2 separate regions of the Homo sapiens genome follow, and region 2 is linked to region 1. A link is a contact called in ENCODE Hi-C or POLR2A ChIA-PET data. All regions are on one chromosome and are shown on one strand. The core of a region is the stretch at or near the end of the contact, and the rest is flanking DNA. Distances in the headings are between cores, read along the strand shown. Region 1 holds the start of CD300LB (CD300 molecule like family member b). Region 2 has its middle 15 kb from the start of GPRC5C.

Region 1 (4,294 bases), core at 1,309-3,808:
AGCCCAGGAGTTCCAGACTAACCTGGGCAACATGGTGAAACCCTGTGTCTGCAAATGCAAAAGATTAGCCAGGAGTGGTGGTGCATGCCTGTGGTCCCCACTGCTTGGGGGGCTGAGGTGGGAGGATCGCCTGAGCCTGAGAGTTCAAGGCTGCAGTGAGTTATAATCGCCCACCACTGCACTTCAGCCTGGGTGACAGAGTGAGACACTGTCTTCAAAAAATTATTTATTTTTAAATTTAAAAGAAGACTTGGATGTATGTCCAACGCCAGACATTTGGGGTTTGCTCTGTCAGTGACAGCTCATCAACAGGTCAGAACTTCATCTGTGCCTGGATCATGGCAGTGGCATCTGGAGAGGTCTTCCCAGCCCCAGCAGCATCCTCCCCAACTCTCCTCTCCTGAGGATTATGGCCTTCATAATCTTGTCTTTTGTGTTTCCAACCTCATATCCAACTCGCCACCCCCAAGATGTCCTGCACACTGACAGCTCCCTCAGCTTTCCTCTCCATACTGCTGCCTGAGTTGGGTACTGAGACTGTCTCCTCCTCCTCATCAGCTGCACTTGCCCTGAGCATCTAAAAGTCTTTTCGGGGCCGGGCACGGTGGCTCATGCCTGTATTCCCGCACTTTGGGAGGCCAAGGTGGGTGGATCACCTGAGGTCAGGAGTTCAAGACCAACCTCACCAACATGGTGAAATCCTGTCTCTACTAAAATTACAAAAATTAGCCAGGCATGGTGGCAGGCACCTTAATCCCAGCTTCTTGGGAGACTGAGGCAGAAGAATCACTCGAACCTGGGAGGCGGAGGTTGCAGTGAGCCAAGGTTGCACCACTGCACTCCAACCTGGGTGACAGAGTGAAACTCCGTCTCAAAAACAAAAAACAAAAACAAAAACAAAATACCCAAAAACATAAATTGGATTTGTCAGCAATCACTAACAGCAGAAAAGAGATGCTGCTGCATTGAACAAAGTGTCATCAATCCCAGCTTCAGTCATTCAAACTGTAAATGGCTCACGATGTAATTAGTCCCGTTTAAAAAAATATTTGGGGGTTTCTCTAACCACAGAATATGATGGCTGGAACTATTAATCAGGCTTCTATATGTTGTCAAGAGTTGGTATGAGGAACGATAGAGATGGAAATGACAGGGCAGCCGTCAGCTTGGAGCAGAGCCCCGTTGAACGGGCTGAAGGGTGGAAGTCCAGCCAGGACTGGAGTCGGGTCTCAGAACTCCCCAGCCATGCTCTTTCCTGTTGTCCCTCCGTGGACTGCTCTATCTGTGCCAGATGGTCAGTCCCTAGGCACCAGCAGAAAACTGTGTGGCCCACACACATTGCACACCCTGCGTAAAATTCTAGATTGTCCCCTAATGCCCTCTAGGTGTCCACCAAGGTTTGCCATGGAGAAGATCATCTAGCCCTTCCCACTTTCCACCTGGGTTCTTGAGAAGTTTTTTCTTTGAAAGTCTCAGCTCCTGAGCCTGGCGTGGATGGCCTTCATAATCTTGTCTTTTGTGTTTCCAACCTCATATCCAACTCGCCACCTCCAAGACATCCTGCACACTGACAGCTCCCTCTGCATGAATCCACCATTCTTTCTAAGCCTCCATCTCTCTGCCCAGGTCCCCCAACACACACACACACACACACACACACACACACACACACACACCCAACTCTCTAGAGTGTTCTCCTCTCAGCTCTGCTCCAGAGACTGACCTTCCTTCTACAAGGCACATCAAGTGCACAGCTTCGTGAGTCTTTCTCTAGTCACCAGAGAGAACTGCTTCATCCTCCGCACACGCCTCCACCAATGCCTTATTGTGTCCTGCAATTGCTCATTGTTTATGTGTATGTCTCACCCACTAAGCCATCTGGAGTCTTTTTACTTTATTTTTTTTTTGAGACAAGGTCCCACTGTATCACCCAGGCTGGAGTGCTGTGGTGCGATCATAACTCTGCAGAATTGAATACCTGAGCTCAAAGGATCCTCCAGCTTCAGCCTCCCAAGTAGCTGGGACTACAGGCACGGTCACCACGCCCAGCTAATTTTTGTTCATTTTATATAGAGACGAGGTCTCACCATGTTGCCCAAACTGGTCTTAAACGCCTGGACTCAAGCAATCCTCCCACCTTGGCCTCCCAAAGTGTTAGGATTATAGGTGTGAGCCATGGCCTCAAGCCTGGAGTCTTCTTTAATGGCCAGTTCTCCTCCTCTTTTTTCTTGATGTCCTCAGGCCCCGAAGCACACGATGTCAGTCCCCAGTGCACCTTTGTCGAATGACTTCACAAAGCCACCTCTCATTTCCCTGGATGTGGAAGGACAAATGCCCTCTGCCTCCTGCCCTGCCCCTGTCATACCAAGCGCCCAAGGCCCCAGCCCCACTCACCTGAGAGGCTGAGAAGGAGCAGAGCAGGGGGCAGCCACATGGCTCTGCCTTCCCGGCTCCTCGTCCGCCTGATCTGCAACCAGTGGCAAATGCAGATCCCAGATGCACTCTGGAAGTTCTGCCTGAGCTCTGGCTTGCACCTTCTGCACATCTAGACCGCCTTTGACTTTCTTACTCATTCACTTCCTTTTATAGAGTGGGTAGTTCCTGCTTTTAATTATTAAACGAAAGAGGTGTCATTTTTTGGCAGGGCTGCGCCACAGGGCTTAAGCATCGTCACTATGTAAAAAAGAGGAGGGAGGGGACTGTGCAGGGTCTTTAGGGTAGGGGGAGATACGTCTGCAGAAGGGGTGGGGTGGGGGGCGTCTGGCCTAGCAGGCCTTGGGTCCAAGGGGTATAACACTCTGGGAGTCAATTTCAGAGCTGTTCTATACCACAGTGAACACCCAACTCAGATGTCGGATGGGTCATGCTGGGCACACCTGAACATGCATTTGTTCAGGTGTTATAGCCAAGTGCATAAACATGCAGACTGTTGGGTCAGACAGACCTGGCTCTAACCCCACGAGCACCACCTACAAGCTGCGTGACTGTGGACAATGCAATCAACATCTCTGTGCCTCAGTTATTGTATCTATTAACTGGGCTCATAATGTTTGTTGTTGTTATAGGAGTTATTAAGAAATTATTTTAGGTAGATAGGAAAAGGGGTGCTTGGGAAGATTTTTTTTTCTTTTAAAGCAGCTCCATAAATGTTTCTTGTCTAGAAGAAAAGCCCTGGCTCTTAGAGCTGGGCAGGCAAGCTTTGATATGCAAATACAGGCCATTAGAAACTGCGTCCACCCAAACATGGAGACTCCCGCCTCTTCTTCTTTTCCCCACGTTCCTGGCAACATGGCCGCCCCTACATACACCCATGTGTGTAGAACATCATGGCGCCTGTATTTGCATATTAAAAGGCTAGGGTAGGAAGGCTAGTTTTTTCGTGGGCTACTTGAATGACATACCTGGTCAAACCAATCCCCTGGGCCCTATGCAAATCAGGTACCGCCTCCTCCAGCCTCCTCATATAACTGGCTGTTTTCCACCGTACTCGAGGTTCCCTCTTTCAGCTTGGAGCCCGCCTCCCTCAGTCTCAGAACAGGGGGAGCCTCTTCCTTCCTTCTTTCTTGTCTATTAAATTCTCCACTCCTTAAAACCACTCCACGTGTGCCCATGTTGTTTTATTCAAACCAGTGGGAGACCAAGGACCCTAGTGTTCCTCCAGTCATCAGAGCCATACCATTTTGTTGCATTGGCCGGGAATCCAAGGTACGACACTCATCGGAGTGGTAAGTATGGGAGTGAGCTTAAAATCTCTTCTATCATTCCGAGGCACTCTTAGCCTCTATTTTAAAATAAAATAAGTCAATGGGCATCCGTCAGCCGGGTACATACACTTAGTGTTGGCTGCCATACTGAAGACTCGAATGTGAGGCTTGCTGCTGAGAACACGGAGAACCCCCCAACACCCCTGGGTCATTGGGAATGTTGGCCATGTTTTAAATCAGCTTCTTTTCACGGGAAGACCTCGCCATTGTGCAAGGCTGGGAAAAGTTCTAAGGCAACTAACAATTTCTGGCCAGAGCACACCCTGGCATGATTCAAAGGCCCCTGGACTGGACCCAGCCTCTGGCGGCCCATTCTGGGTGTTGGCAAAGAATCCTCAACTATCTTGTCACAAAACTCTCCTTCCTTCTCTATCTGCGGTCTCTTACACTTTCTTTGTGTGAAATGTGTAGCGAGTTTTACAGCCTAGGAAAGTAATCCTGTTAGGCAAAATCAGGAAGATGCCCTTGCAATCTTCTAGGAACAGAGTTCTCCCCTTTCTCCCACCGTGAGGTTACTCACTACCACGTCT
Region 2 (4,294 bases), core at 1,239-3,738, 110 kb before region 1:
GACACAGAACATAGGGAGGCCATGTAACAACAGAAGCAAGCAAGCACGGAGGCTCACGCCTGTAATCCCAGCACTTCGGGAGGCTGAGGCAAGAGGATCGCTTTAGCCCAGGAGTTCGAGAGCAGCCTGGACAACATGGCAAAATCTCATCTCTATGAAAAATACATAAAGCAGCTGGGTGTGGTGGTATGTGCCTATGGTACTAGCCACTCGGAAGGCTGAGGCAGGAGGATCACTTGAGGCAGGAGCCTGAGGCTGCAGTGAGCTATGATTACACCACTGCACTCCAGCCTGAGCAACAGGGCAAGACTCTGTTTCCAAAAAAACAACAACAGCAGGCCGGGCACGGTGGCTCACGCCTATAATCCCAGCACTTTGGGAGGCTGAGGCGGGCAGATCATGAGGTCAGGAGATGAAGACCATCCTGGCTAACACGGTGAAACCCCGTCTCTACTAAAAATACAAAAAATTAGCTGGGCATGGTGGCGAGCGCCTGTAGTCCCAGCTCCTCGGGAGGCTGAGGCAGGAGAATGGCGTGAACCCGGGAGGCGGAGCTTGCAGTGAGCTGAGATGGCGCCACTGCACTCCAGCCTGGGCGACAGAGTGAGACTCCATCTCAAAAAAACAAAACAAAACAAAACAAAAAAAACAACAGCAACAACAACAAAAAAGAGACTGGGGTGATGCTACTGCAAGCCAAGAAGTGCCAACAATTGCCTGCGGCCACCACAAGCTGGAAGGGACAAGGAAGGATTCTTCCCGAGAGACTTCAGAGGGAACATGGCTTTGCTGACACTTTGATTACTGGGGTGAGCCACCATGCCCGGCCAATAGTTGACTTCTGTGTTTCCTTTTTATTTATTTTTTTGAGGCGGAGTCTTGCTCTGTCGCCCAGGCTGGAGTGCGGTGGTACAAACATGGCTCACTGCAGCCTTGACCTCCTAGGTTCAGGTGACTCTCCCAAGTAGCTGGAACCACAGGCACATCATGCCTGGCTAATTTTCCTATTTTTAGCAGAGGCAGGGTCTCACCATGTTGCCCAGGCTAGTCTTGAGCTCCTGAGCTGCTGACAGGTGTGAGCCACCGCACCTAGCAAGTTGACATCTTGACTACAACTTCATGACACCTTCATCCAGAACCCTCACTTAAGCCACTCCCTCATTCTTGATCCACAGAAATTGCATGTTATCCTACATGTTTATTGCTTTACACCACTACACTTTGTGGTAGATAGCTAATACCTTTATCCTATCCCATCAGAGACAGCATGCATAGTGGTTAAAAGTCAACTATTGGCCAGGCGCGGTGGCTCACGCCTGTAATCAGAGGCCAAGGCAGGTGGATCACCTGAGGTCAGGAGTTGACCTGAGACCAGCCTGGCTAACATGGTGAAACCCCATCTCTACTAAAAATACAAAAAATTAGCCAGGTGTGGTGGCACGCGCCTGTAGTCCCAGCTCCTCGGGAGGCTGAGGCAGGAGAACTGCTTGAACCCGGGAGGAGGAGGTTGCAGTGAGCTGAGATCGCCCCATTGCACTACAGCTTGGGCAACAAGAGCAAAACTCTGTCTCAAAAAAAAAACAAAGTCAACTATTGGCTGGATACAGTGGCTCATGTCTGTAATCTCAGCACTTTGGGAGACTGAGAGGCAGGAGGATCGCTGAAGGCCAGGAGTTCAAGACCAGCCTGGGCAACATGGCAAGAACCTATCTCTATAAAAAAAATTAAAAATAAAAAATTTAGCCAGGCATGGCGTGCCTGTGGTTCCAGCTACTCAGGAGGATCTCCTGAGCCCAGGAGGTCGAGGCTGCAGTGAGCCATGTTTGCACCACTGAGCTCCAGCCTGGGTGACAGAGCAAAACCCTGTCTCAAATATTGGCTGGGCATGGCAGACACCAGTAATCCCAGCACTTTGGGTTGCTGAGGCAGGAGGATCACTGGAAGCCAGGAGTTCAAGAGCAGGCTGGGCAATACAGTGAAATCCCATTTCTACAAAAGAAAAATCAACATCACTTACTAGCTATTGACCTTGAGTAAGTTGCTTCAGCCTTCTCTGAGTCTCCTCTTGTGAAAGGATAACTGTATCTGTCTTATAAAAGTGCCGGAAGGCTGGGTATGGCAGCTTATCCCTGTAATTCCGGCACTTTGGGAGGCCGAGGTGGGTGGATCGCTTGAGGCAGGGAGTTGGAGATCAGCTTGGCCAACATGGCGAAACCCTGTCTCTAATAAAAATACAAAAATTAGCCAGGCCTGGTGGCTCACACCTGTAGTCCAGCTACTTGGGAGGCTAAGGCAAGAGAATCACTTGAACCCAGGAGACAGAGGTTGAGTGAGCCGCTGCACTCCAGCCTGGGCAACACAGTGAGACTCTATCTCAAAAAAACAACAACAAAAAGACTGCTGGGAGGACCAAAGGAGTTAATATTTAACTTCTAATGGTCCCTGTGGCATAGTAAATGTGAGTCATTATAATTTGCATGGGTGACTAAGAAGCTCAAAAGAGGCGAAAAGACAACTCCAGGGCAACACAGCCCGTGACTCATTGGTCAGGCTGAGTCCTGAACCTGGGTCTCCTGGCTCCCTGCACAGTGCTCATGGTTCAACTGAAACCTGGAACTAGAATGGCCAGTGAAATCCGATGCTCTGTGTGACTGTAACTTCTGTTATTCCCTCCTGTGTGGCAGGCTGTTTCAGCAGCCGTGCACTGTCTCCCATCCAAGTACTAATCAGGCCCAACCCTGCTTAGCTTCCTAGATGAGACGAGATCGGGTGCGTTCAGGGTGGTATGGCTGTAGACGCAGCCATGCACTGTCAACAGCTGGCTATGCACCTGTGCTGGGGTGGGGAGGGCAGCCAGTTGGGTCAGACTGTGGCTCTGTGCCTGACCCTGAGAAGAGAGAGCCCTTGGTCCCTGCAGGAGGGGTGTTAGGAAGGTGCGCTAGGGCAGGCAGACAGCAGACTGCATAGCGTCTGAGAGGGGCTTTTCTGGATCACATTTCATTGCCAGAGCAGCTCCAAGGACAGGGAAGGCACCGAGCTGCTGCTTGTAGCCCTGGTTAGGAAATGGCCAGGAGAGCAGGACAACTGTTTTGAAAGGCAATATGACATTAGGGCAAAAGGGCTGCTGGGAATAAATCCCTGCTGCACAGGCTGCTTTAGTTTAAGCCGACCAAAATGACCTAGGACAGGCCAGGCGTGGGTGCTCATGCCTGTAATCCCAGCACTTTGGGAGGCCGATGTGGGTGGATCACCTGAGGTCAGGAGTTCGAGACCAGCCTGGCTAGCATGGCGAAACCCCATCTCTACTAAAAATATCAAAATTAGCTGCCCGTGGTGGCGGGCACCTGGAATTCTAGCTACTTGGGAGGCTGAGGCAGGAGAATCACTTGAACCTGGGAGGCGGAGGTTGTAGTGAACTGAGATCCCACCACTGCACTCCAGCCTGGGCGACAGAGCGAGACTTCATCTCAAAAACCAAAAACCCCAAAATGACTTATGACAAGCGGAGGCCCGGGAGCCACAGTTCCCCTGGAAGGTCTACTCCCTTCTTTCTTCTAAGTCTGTGGCTTCTGCCCCACATCTGAGAACAAAAAGCAGTGAATGGCCAGAGTGATGCAAAGAAAAAAGAGCAGAAACAAGACAAGCTAGTGGCCTGTGCAATTCACCTTTGAATGGGCAATATTCTCTATGAAAATTGGATGCAAAGAACCTCCAGGTGTGCTTGTAGCTTTCTAAAGACTCCTCATGGCTAGGTTTTCCTTAACGGAAAACATCAAGGAAGGTTACTGAGTGTGGTTTCTCTGAAATTGCCATCAGGACCTAAAATACCCCATAACGAGGAGCTCCGATCCTTTCGGCTGATTTACTTTTTCTCCGGAGCCTTACCATTTTCTAGAAAGAGGAAGTTAGGAGTGATGGGGCAAGACCAGACAACAGCAGATAATCATTCCATGATAATTGCCTTTGATGTCCCGGAAGAGACAACGTGCAAAGAGTCAGCTCCCAAAATATCTTGATAAGATCTTGCCTTTGGGGTTGGCTCATTTTCTCTGTGCTCTCTGCCCCTCCCTCCCTAGGGCTTCGCTTTGTGTGCAGCTAACCAAGGCTTCTCACAGCAAGCCTCCCCACCAAGGATTCCATACTCAGGCCGGGCGCGGTGGCTCACGCCTGTAATCCCAGCACTTTGGGAGGCCGAGGCGGGCGGATCACGAGGTCAGGAGATCGAGACCATCCCGGCTAAAACGGTGAAACCCCGTCTCTACTAAAAATACAAAAAATTAGCCGGGCGTAGTGG

What was found. Hi-C counts contacts between places; a loop is a spot of excess contacts on that map. ChIA-PET counts read pairs that join two places held with the same protein, here RNA polymerase II (POLR2A). Pooled maps may share reads with other maps.
Region 2: a loop to region 1 is called in a pooled map, with 5 times the contacts of the local background. The contact joins the enhancer-like site here to the promoter of CD300LB in region 1. A Hi-C loop is called at or near these places in 1 of 37 single-sample maps with no recorded cell type and 3 of 50 pooled maps. POLR2A ChIA-PET finds 5 or more read pairs at or near these places in 2 of 52 experiments (Caco-2 and Panc1).

Annotation. Positions count from the first base shown.
Region 1 is chr17:74,528,917-74,533,210 of GRCh38, forward strand. It overlaps CD300LB (CD300 molecule like family member b), which reads right to left and starts at 2,559. Exons shown (of 4, transcript NM_174892.4): 1 at 2,395-2,559. The coding sequence starts at 2,434. It overlaps LOC107985074 (a long non-coding RNA gene), which reads left to right. Exons shown (of 3, transcript XR_007065902.1): 2 at 3,631-3,725.
Region 2 is chr17:74,414,908-74,419,201 of GRCh38, forward strand. It overlaps the pseudogene RNA5SP448. Among named protein-coding and RNA genes, the nearest start is that of GPRC5C, 15 kb to the right of the region's middle. Within about 2 kb of position 2,489, at least 6 of the 41 ENCODE cell types and tissues checked have a DNase peak (open chromatin) inside an H3K27ac peak, as active enhancers do.